Regions from separate parts of the Homo sapiens genome. Here regions 1 and 2 are each linked to region 3. The links are chromatin contacts, found by Hi-C or POLR2A ChIA-PET in ENCODE. All regions are on one chromosome and are shown on one strand. The core of a region is the stretch at or near the end of the contact, and the rest is flanking DNA. Distances in the headings are between cores, read along the strand shown. Region 1 holds the start of SLC37A1 (solute carrier family 37 member 1). Region 2 overlaps PRDM15 (PR/SET domain 15). Region 3 overlaps ABCG1 (ATP binding cassette subfamily G member 1).

The links. A loop is a pair of places that touch in the nucleus more often than their neighbours do. ChIA-PET counts read pairs that join two places held with the same protein, here RNA polymerase II (POLR2A). Pooled maps may share reads with other maps.
Region 1: a loop to region 3 is called in a pooled map, with 2.6 times the contacts of the local background. The contact joins the promoter of SLC37A1 here to the enhancer-like site in region 3. A Hi-C loop is called at or near these places in 4 of 168 maps with a recorded cell type or tissue (B cell, Right ventricle myocardium inferior, naive thymus-derived CD4-positive, alpha-beta T cell and 1 more), 13 of 37 single-sample maps with no recorded cell type and 15 of 50 pooled maps. POLR2A ChIA-PET finds 5 or more read pairs at or near these places in 7 of 52 experiments (Caco-2, GM12878, activated CD4-positive, alpha-beta T cell and 3 more).
Region 2: a loop to region 3 is called in a pooled map, with 3 times the contacts of the local background. The contact joins two enhancer-like sites. A Hi-C loop is called at or near these places in 2 of 37 single-sample maps with no recorded cell type and 4 of 50 pooled maps. POLR2A ChIA-PET finds 5 or more read pairs at or near these places in 1 of 52 experiments (WTC11).

The regions. Positions count from the first base shown.
Region 1 is chr21:42,512,256-42,515,564 of GRCh38, forward strand. It overlaps SLC37A1 (solute carrier family 37 member 1), which reads left to right and starts at 1,597. Exons shown (of 20, transcript NM_001320537.2): 1 at 1,597-2,462. RefSeq lists enhancers at 1-723, 724-1,446, 2,288-2,517 and silencers at 1,358-1,717, 1,938-2,017, 2,028-2,127.
Region 2 is chr21:41,831,971-41,835,282 of GRCh38, forward strand. All of the region lies in intron 11 of PRDM15 (PR/SET domain 15), which reads right to left. Among named protein-coding and RNA genes, the nearest start is that of PRDM15, 46 kb to the right of the region's middle. RefSeq lists enhancers at 1,509-1,578, 2,359-2,478. Within about 2 kb of position 1,632, at least 5 of the 41 ENCODE cell types and tissues checked have a DNase peak (open chromatin) inside an H3K27ac peak, as active enhancers do.
Region 3 is chr21:42,247,630-42,250,828 of GRCh38, forward strand. The region is part of intron 2 of ABCG1 (ATP binding cassette subfamily G member 1); the gene reads left to right. Among named protein-coding and RNA genes, the nearest start is that of ABCG1, 30 kb to the left of the region's middle. Within about 2 kb of position 1,767, at least 3 of the 41 ENCODE cell types and tissues checked have a DNase peak (open chromatin) inside an H3K27ac peak, as active enhancers do; they include GM12878, where a contact is called at or near this core.

The sequences.
Region 1 (3,309 bases), core at 347-2,846, 260 kb after region 3:
CATATGAGGCCGAGGTGTCCTATATATCCTGAGCTTGTATTATCGCCTTTCAAGTGTAAAACCTGTAGGTGATGGGATGCCCGAAAGGTTTGAAAATCAGGAATGACAAGATCAGATTTTGCTTTAGGAGGGCAACTTGAGGCAGCTTAAAGAGTGGATTGCAGGAGGTAGAACTTGGAAGTGAGAACGCTGTTGCACAAGTGCAGTGAGAGAGGGGTAGCCTCGAGCCGAACCAATGGCAAGGGCCAGGGCTGGGGAGACCATTGGAGAGAGGGGTGGGAGCCACACTGGGCTATCACCGGGAATGGAGAGCTAGAAAAGAGAGGAGAAAGCACTGGCACAGGGGGCCTGCGGAGAGAAAGAAGGTCTGAAGAAAACCTGGCCAAAAGGAGAAGACTGGAGCCCTGGGCCATCCCGCTTGCGGAATGAGGGGCCGGCGGGCTTCCTGGGGCTGAACCCTGCGTGGCAAAGAAGTGGGCAGGTTTTCTTTCTGCCTGCAGAAGGCTTCTCAAATGCCTAACAAAGTGATGGATTTCACGCAGCCCAGCTCAGCAAAGAGAGACACAGACATCAGAGTGTTCTAGAAACAAAGCAGGGCCCCAGGGGGAAACTGCGAGGCCTAGCAGGGCAGGGGAGCCAAACACAGGGAAGAATGCCTTCTCCATTCTCCAGAGGGAAGCTCAACGTGCCTGGGGAAGGGTGCGAGGGGCACTGGCCTGTTGGGACATTTACAGCCAGGCCTCGGGTTGGTTTTATCCTTAAACATTGTTTTATCCGGGGGCAGGCTTTTTCCCCGGAAAATTTCCGCTCTGCCTCACTTTGCTCTTCCCCGAGGAGTGGGCTGGGAGCCCCCTCTGCTCTGAAGCCATCCTGGGGGTCCACTGTGGGTGTTCGGCAGTAGCTTCTAGGGGACTGGCCAGGCCCCTCCCTGGGGCTGCCTAAGGAGAAGAGTTGTTTCTGGGGTGACGTGGGAGCCTGTGTGCCAGGGCACTGGCCCGCAAGGGTAAGAACCCGGCGGGCTCCCGCAGCCTAACAGGGAGCTGCCTCTGTCACGTGCCTGCGAGGTGGGACACAAGTTGGCTTACAAGTTGGTTCGACATAGCCAAATCCGCGTGCCGCATTTCCACGCTATGGAGTGCTAGTCTTCATGATTGTGCCCCTTGACATGACACAATAGGAATAGAAGCCGGGAGGCCAAGCAAAGGCCCTCTTTGGGGGTGGGGGCGCGGCGGCATGTGACCCTCGCCGCCTGTGGGGAAGACCTGCCTTGAGGACAGAGCGCCAGGGGTGCAGAGGCCGCCTGGGACTGCCCGGAGGCCGGTGGGGAGCGCGCCAGCGAAAGCCCGTGCGCCCTCGGAGCCGGGGAAGGCGCGGGCCATGACCCGGGTTCGCCCGCAAAGGCCGGGCAGTGCCGCAAGGCGTGGGGGCGCCCCCGCCCGGTGGCCCCGGGGCTGGTGCGACCCTGGGCACGCCGGGGCCGGGGCCGGAGCCGGGGGTCGCGGCGGCCGGGGAGGGGGAGGAGCCGCGCGGCTCCGCCGGCGCCCCGCGGGCCAGGGAAAGTGAAAGGGCGGCGGGGCCTCCCGCGCGCCGCTCCAGGAAGTCGCGAGCAGGAAGCGCCCGCGGCGGCCGGGCCGGGCTGGGCTGCGGAGCGCGGGCCTCGGCGGCGCAGGTGAGGCGCGGGGCCGGGGCCGGACCGGGAGGCGGGGACCCCCCGCCCCCCCGCCCGCACCTGCGGGGCAGCCGGCGCTCAGGCGCCGCAGCCGCTCAGCACCTGCGGCGCCCTCAGGGAGCCGGGCGCGGGGCCCTGCGCACTCGGAGCTCGGCTCCTCTCCTTCCTTTTCTTTTTTTTCGGGGGGAGGTGGGGGCTGGTTTGGATGTTTTCCGAGAGCCGGGGACGGTCTCAAGCTATTTTCGCGGAGGGAAGTCTTTGAAATACGACATCTAGAAGAGTGGCCCTCGGCGACAATGCCGGGCGTTCCCGGACCGGGGCAACGCTGGGATTCCGGGGAAGTGGAGGCAGAGGGAGCGGGCACGGGGCCGGCAGCCGCTCCACGGAGTCCCCGGCAGGGGCGAGCTTAGCTGTCCAGCCGGGTCCCCTGCCCACCCCGGCCCGGGCCGCGGTGACAGCTGAGGGTCCAGAGAGCCGGCAGGAGGGGACCCTGCGCATTGTCTGCCGCGATGGGGACGTGGGCGTGCCCGCGGAATTCACCTCCTCCGGGGACCAGCCGCCCAGGGAGGAGCCGGCACAGAACGCTGGCTCGGAGCGCCGGCACCCTGGGCCTTTGCGTTGTTTGTCGGCTGAGCAGCTGGTTCCCGGAGCCCGTGGGCCTCCTGGCCAATGCGAGTGACAGCGACCTTCTGGGTTTATAATAAAGGGCTTGACGCGCCGGAAAGTCCCCTCGCCGCTGGCCACCAGCCTTCCAGCCCTTACGGCCCACGCCGTAATCCTGGTGACCGAGAAGGTACGTTCAGTCTAAGGATTTGCATTTGAACGAAGGATACTGGCCAAGCCCCTTACCACCCCCACTCCCCGCTAACACCCCAGCCCGCGGCCCCAGGTTTGAATTTCCAAAGGAGGAATTGCTAAAGCCTGCCCTTTCCGGGTCTCCCTTAGCTCTTTGCCTGGAAGGTGCCTGCCTGCCTGCCTGCCGGCCCTTGAACTTAAATCGTCTGAAGTTGTGTAAGTGGATAAATATTTTAGACTTCCCCCGTTGTTTTTTTATTAATCCCCTTTGAGAGCAAGCTTGAAAACACCTGGCCCCAGACCTGTGATTCACCAAGTCATTTTGGACCTGCATTTACACGTTCTGTTTCATGCAGCCCACCTGTGATGTTCTCTTTGTTGGGGGTTGGAGGCAGGTAAGGGAGGTGGTGCAAATGGAATTCAGGTTCCTTGTACTTCAGCCAAGGGGAAAGAGATAGTGACCATTTTCATTCATCTTTAATATGGAAAGCGCCTTTAAAAGCAAAAAGCCATAGAAAGAGCACACTCTGGACAGGAAGTTGTATTCTATCTCGTAATTTAAAAAAAAGAAAAGAAAAAATGCATGAAAACTTTTGGAGGAGAATTGCATTTCTCACCCATCTTTGCCTGTAAAGTGAGACCCAGTTAAAAAAAAATGTCATAAAGTAGATTATTTAAAATATCTGTGGGGCCGCTTTGATTATGTGTAATGCCACCTCAGCCCTAAAAAGACTGAGGAACCTTACTCCTGCTATTGCTCACTTCCTATCCCCATTATTTGAGTCTCTGCAGATTACTTGGAACCTTCTAGGCAGCGCAGATCACATGTGGGTGGGTCTGGGAGT
Region 2 (3,312 bases), core at 382-2,881, 420 kb before region 3:
TACAGCCACTGCCCTCAGTTTCGTTTTGGCTTAAGATTTGATGGGCTCTGTCCGGATCCACACGACCGCATGGTATGTGTCCTTCACACACTGCGTCTGAGGCGTGCGTGTTTACAGTGCTGGACGTTTTCATGATCACTTTAATGGCTACGTGATATTCCATCCAGCTCACTTCTCAAAACTCACTTTGCTATTTTTGACACTGTAGATAATTTAGTGATGGAATCTTTAGTAATGCAGATTTTTTTCTTCTGTCAAATCTCTTTATCATGAATTCTTAGGAATGGGACCACTAGAGCCAAGCGCTTTGTGAAAGGCCACACCTTACAGCGCTGTGGCATCAGATTGCCACAGGCCACACCTTACAGCACTGTGGCATCGGATCACCACAGGCCACACCTTTACAGCACTGTGGCATCAGATCACCAGAGGCCACACCTTACAGCGCTGTGGCATCGGATCACCACAGGCCACACCTTACAGCACTGTGGCATCAGATCACCACAGGCCACACCTTTACAGTGCTGTGGCAACGGATCACCATAGGCCACACCTTTACAGTGCTGTGGCATTGGATTGCCACACTCCCCTCAACCTGGGCCTCCTGAACAGCATAGGTGAGCCTCCCTCCCAGCCAGGCACTAAAGAGCACAGGTGAGCCTCCCTCCCGGGCAGGTGCTAAAGAGCACAGGTGAGCCTCCTTCCCAGGCAGGTACCAACCAATACAAGTGAGCCCCCCTCCCAGGCAGGTGCAAATCAGCACCCATGAGCACCCCCTCCTGGGCAGGTGGCTCCACTAGTCCTGCCGCCCCGTGGAAGGCAATGGTGCTGCCAAGAGCTTCAGCTTTCTCCCTCACAAGCCCCTCGTGACCATGGAAAGAGAACCTACTTCAGGCCACTCCCCAGCTGTCCCGGACAACTCTGCCAAGCCGAGGGTGGCTTCTCCCGCAGCCACCCACTCACTGCCAGTTCAGGAACCCACAGGGGCACTGGGTCCCAACAATGCTTCTCCCTCCAATAACCCTGCGCCGAGGGGATCTAGGTTTATGTCTGAATAAATGAGCCACTGAGAACAGCTGCCTACTGGGGTCTGACGAAGGGAGAGGGGTGCAGGGCACCTGGGGATGGAGAGGGGATTATTGGGGGAGGCTGGTGGGCCGCATTTTGCCTGAGGGCCTGGACGTGAGCCTTTGCTATTCCGTAGCACAGTACTTATGGTCAGACACAGCACAAGGAACACGAAGATGAGTTACACCAGCACCTGGTCACACCACAAGGGACAGGCACCACAACAGGTCCCATGGAGGGAGCTTCAGAAAAACCCACAAGACTGTAACATTTTAAAACTGCCCCCCACACCCCTCTCCAGGGTGTGCTATGAGTCCTCGAGAGAGGGTGACACAAAGGCAACAGTGACCCATCCCTCTGTGCCCCGCTGGGGACCCCCACTGCTTGGGCCTCCAGTGCCACCCACCACTGGGAATGGGGAAGGCGTGACTCCCACATTCTTGGTTTAATTCTTGGTACAAATTCTTGGTTTAATTGTCTAAGGAAGATACACATTCTCTTAACTTCAATACTATAAATAAGTATAAGAGCATGCAAATCATATATTATGCAAACAAGCTCCATTTCAAGGTTTTTATCCTTTCTGTTCAGTCTAAAACGGGTAACCTTTGAAACTAGAACATCTCAGGGGAAGAGGTGGTGCGATGCAGGTCCCTGGCGCTCTGCGGGTTCTAGGTGACTAACAAAGGCCAGCACCTGGCCTAACAGCACCTCTGGCTGACAGGAAGCTGCTGCTGCCTTAGCCGCTTCTAGTACTTTGTTTTATTTGGGTCCAGAGAAATAGTTGAAAATATCAGAGGGCAATGCCTCTTCCTCAACCTTGAGTCTGCCTCACCAGAGCGCCTTAGCTGGTAGCATCACTCTTGGGAACCCCGAAACCCTCGCCTGCTACACTCCTGCAGGACTGCGGGGACCCCAAGGGGAGGTTCGCAAACAAGATGAAGGTTCATCTGTCTGGCCGGGGCTGCGTTAAGTGGAAGTCTTCAGGGGACTGTGCCCCAGGTTTCTTGGGAATTCTTGTGATAGGAGGGCTTAAAATGCAGGAGGTGCGGCACACTGGAAATTCATCCAGAAGCTTCTGGAGGCCACCTCATGCCAGACATGGATCCTTCAGAGCTGCTAAAGCTTAGGCAAAACATGACTCATTCCTGCCCCTCAGAACAGTCCAACCCCAGGAAGAAGGCATCAGGGAGGAAGAACCAAACCCTGGTTTCAAATAGGAGCCCTCAGAGTAGAACTAGCCAACCCCACCAAGGGCCCCCCGCGCCCAGCAGCTACGGCAAGGGAGCAGGGCCTCTCACATGGCCCATGTGCGACAGCCCTGGTCAGAGCCCCTGGGAGTCCGCTGCTGCAGGTGCCCTGTTCTCAACACAGGGGCGGGTGGCACCTTAACAAGAACAACACAGAGATGCAAGTGACAGACACAGAGCAGGCGGACAAGGACGGGGTGGGCGTCGAAGGCTAACCTGGTAGGTCTCTAAGCCGACTGCCGCCGGGCCCCCCCTCTCCAGGGTGTGCTATGAGTCCTAGAGAGAGGGGGACACAAAGGCAACAGTGACTCACCCCTCTGTGCCCCGCTGGGGACCCCCACTGCTTGGGCCTCCAGTGCCACCCACCACTGGGAATGGGGAAGGTGTGACTCCCACATCCCAGAGGGTGCACGTCATCACTGCAGAATACAGGGGCGTCCTCGGGCCACGTGGAGAAGCGCAGCCGGCAGGACGGCCTTGGCTTTCCTTTGGTCTGTTTACTTGCCAGCAGCAAATTCGGCCAGAGAGACAGGGGCCTCAGACGCCCCCCAGGCCCGAAGAGGCCACCTCTCCACTACAGGCTGGTCCAGGCACACCCGGCTTCAGGCCTCACACAAGGAAAATGCTTTATTTTTGGAAGCTGGTGCACACAAGCAGGCTCAGAACAAAAAGAATGCGTGCAGGGGCAACCCCGTTCCACCCTGGACGCCGCAGGAGATGTGGATGGAGGAGGGCTCGCGGTTAGGAACAACCTTTGCAAGCAAGCGAGGAGCGCTCACACTCCTCCAGCCATTATCCTGATCTTTTCCTTTCTTCCTCAGACGGCCCTAGAAAACATTGGACACTGCTGCTCCCTGTTTTTAGCCAGAACGGACCCCGGCTTTACAATGCTCTCAGTGTGGGGCCATACGCAGCTCGGCTGACAAATGCAGGAAGAAAATCAATCCCTTTTTACTGGAAAGTTTCCATCTGTGTATCTTTAGGGTAACAACTG
Region 3 (3,199 bases), core at 517-3,016:
TCTCAGAACCTGTAAATGTGACCTTATTCAGAAAAAGGTCAATTTGCAGACAGATGTGATTAAGTTAAGGATGTCCAGATGGGGCCACCCCGGATTAGGATGGATTCAAAATCCAAGGACATGATCTTACAAGAGAAGAAGAGAAGAAAAAGTCACAGAGATGCAGGGGAGAAGAGACAGAGACATGTGGAGGAGACAGCCCCATGAAGATGGAGGCAGCCGTTGGAGTAACACAGCCACAGCCCACAGACGCCTGGGGCCAGCAAGAGCCTGGAGACGCAAGGAAGGACCCTCCCCTGGAGCCTCCGGAGGGAGTGTGGCATCGCGGACATCTCGATTTTGAACTTCTGCCCTCAGAACGGTGAGACGGCACATTTTGTGGCATTTTCTTGGGGCAGCCTGAGGTCACTAATATTATACAAAAGAAAAGGAAGCAAAGATGGTCATGAGAGAGCAACGTTTTGAAAAAGAAAAGTGGTAGGAAGCATAGAGAGGAGGATAAAGAAGATTAGGTTTCTTTCTGCTTATTTGTTAAACCTGTTCAAGCTGCAGTAAGATTGTCATGATCTCCGTCGTCATCTGATTTATCCCCCAGCCAGTTTCTCTGTAAAATCTGGAAAGATAGTAGTTGCTGAGGGGCCTCATTAGAGGATTGGTGTGAGAGTGGAGATGTGTCTGTTGCAGGACTCCTGGGACCTGTCCAGACAGCAGTGGTGGAGGGAAGCGAAGTGAAGTGCAGTTCTGTCTAAACTAGAGAACCCTGGAGCAAGGAAGACTGTGAGGCACCACCCGTGGGGGGTGCAGGGCAGCTGCCACAGACGTTGTTTGGCTTCATGAAGCTGAGTTGAAGATACGCACCCTCTGTGGCCCAGCATTTTCACTTCGACCTGAATACAGCGCTCTCAGCAGCACTGTTCATAACAACAACAAGACTGGATATGACCCAAATGCTCATTGAAAGAAGAGTGAATAAACCAGGCAGGTGCGGTGGCTCACGCCTGTAATCTCAGAACTTTAGGAGGCCGAGGCGGGTGAATTGTTTGAGCCCAGGAGTTCGAGAGCAGCCTGGGCAACATGGCGAAACCCTGCCTCTGCAAAATAAAAAAATTTAAAAAATTAAAAAAAAAAACACCTGGGCATGGTGGTGCACACCTGTAGTCCCAGTTACTTGGGGGGCTGAGGGAGGACTTTTTGAGCCAGGGAGATTGAGGTTGCGGTGAGCCATGATTGTGCCACTGCACTCTGGCCTGAGTGACAGAGCAAGACCTCTCTCAAAAAAAAAAAAAAAAAAGAGCGAATAAACAAACTGTGATGGGTCCACAGTGGAATATTATACAGCCCAGAAAAGAAATGAAGCACAGTTACAGGCATCAACAAGAACAGATCTCATGGACAAGATAATGGAGAGGGAGAAAAAGCAATTCCTGGAACACATGCAATGTGATGCCTTTTCTAAAAACTTCAAAACATTCAAAAGTCACCAAAATTGTTAAAGGATAAATACGAACGTGGTGCAAGATAGAGAAAAACAAGGATGTAATACCATTCAAGAGAGTGGGGACATCTGGTGAAGGCAGGGGACTGGGATGAGGGAGGGGCGCCGGGCCTGGGGTGTGTTGCTGAGATTACCGCCTGGCTGGCTCGTGGGCACATTTATTTTTCATTGATTTATTCATTTATTTTTCTTCCTCACATCTCACAAGCAAGTGATCTGCACAGAAAGTAAGTGTCATATTGTGTGTGGACTCCGGAGCCAGACCACTCAGTTTAAGTTCTGTTTCTGGTCGGTTTCACTTCTGCTTACTAGCTATGGTTCTTGGGGAAGGTTATTTTAGGTCTCTGGTGCCTCAGTTTTCTCATCTGGGTGTATTGAAATATGGACCTTGCAGGGTTCTGGTGAGAATTAAATGAGTTCTGTGTTGAGAATTAAGTGAGTTAATGTATGCGAAAGCTTAGAATCGTGCCCTGCGGCATAGTAGATCTATATAAGCATCAGCTATTGCCATCATCAGCATCATCATTTTGTAAATGTAAGGCAGTTTGAAATCAAAAAAGTAAAAAGACGGTATGGAGCTGTAAAGAAGTGAGAGGGAGGGCCAGGCGCAGTGGCTCACACCTGTAATCCCGGCACTTTGGGAGGCTGAGGCAGGCAGATCACCAGGGTCAGGAGTTTGAGACCAGCCTGGCCAGCATGATGAAATCCCATCTCTACTAAAAATACAAAAATTAGCCAGGCATGGTGGTGCACGCCTGTAGTCCCAGCTACTTGGGAGGCTGAGGCAGGAGAATCACTTGAACCTGGGAGGCGGAGGTTGCAGTCAGCCGAGATGGCGCCACTGCACTCCAGCCTGGGTGACAGAGTGAGATTCCATCTCAAAAAAAAAAAAAAAGTGAGAGGGGGATGAAGAGTCCTCACTGGGTGAGGAAGGTGCCCGTGTGTTGTGTGTCTTGGGTCACGTGTGAACACATATGGGGGTGCAGGGGGAGGGGGCGTTTAAAGGATTCTAAGTCTAAACCACTGAGGACTCTTGGGGACAGGAGGAGAGATGAAGACTGGAGGAGGAACTGAGGGTTTCTAGCTGCGCGTGTTGACCTTCTCCTGGGGTGGCACATCCCATTGAAGCCATGTTCCCAGGGGACAAGCAGAGTGGACCCAGCTCTTTGGGGACTTTGGTGCTTCCAGTCTTATTTTGAAGGCATTATAGAGGGGGTGGAAGCCAGATCCAAACCCAGTTCACTTCCCATTCCCTGCCCCATGCCTCAGTGGTCTTTGGTTTCCCGTGGGTGCTCTGGGCATCCTGCATGGAGGGGGACTCCAGGCTCCCAGAGATAGGCAGCCGCATGCAGTGGTGCCCAAACGTGGAGGAGCACAGTCCAGCTAGCCTGTTGGAAGAGAGCCCTGAAAACAGGGCTGGGACCTCCCAGGGAATGAGTCAGGGGCCACCCATGAGCCTCCCTGCAGGCCTCCTCTGGTGGCCGCTCATGGTCATTGAGATTTTAGTTCTTTGGGTCACACACACAGTGAGCGCCAGTGGACAGAACTTGCCTGTGTGAGGTCAGGGTCTCTCCCGCGGTACCCTCCATGTGGGCCATTCCTGAGTCTCATTTTCACTGATGGGAACATAACACAAACGTGCTTTGTCTCTCTTGCACTTACCCCTTTCCTCCCTGGCATGCTGTGCTGCTGGCATGGAGGCAG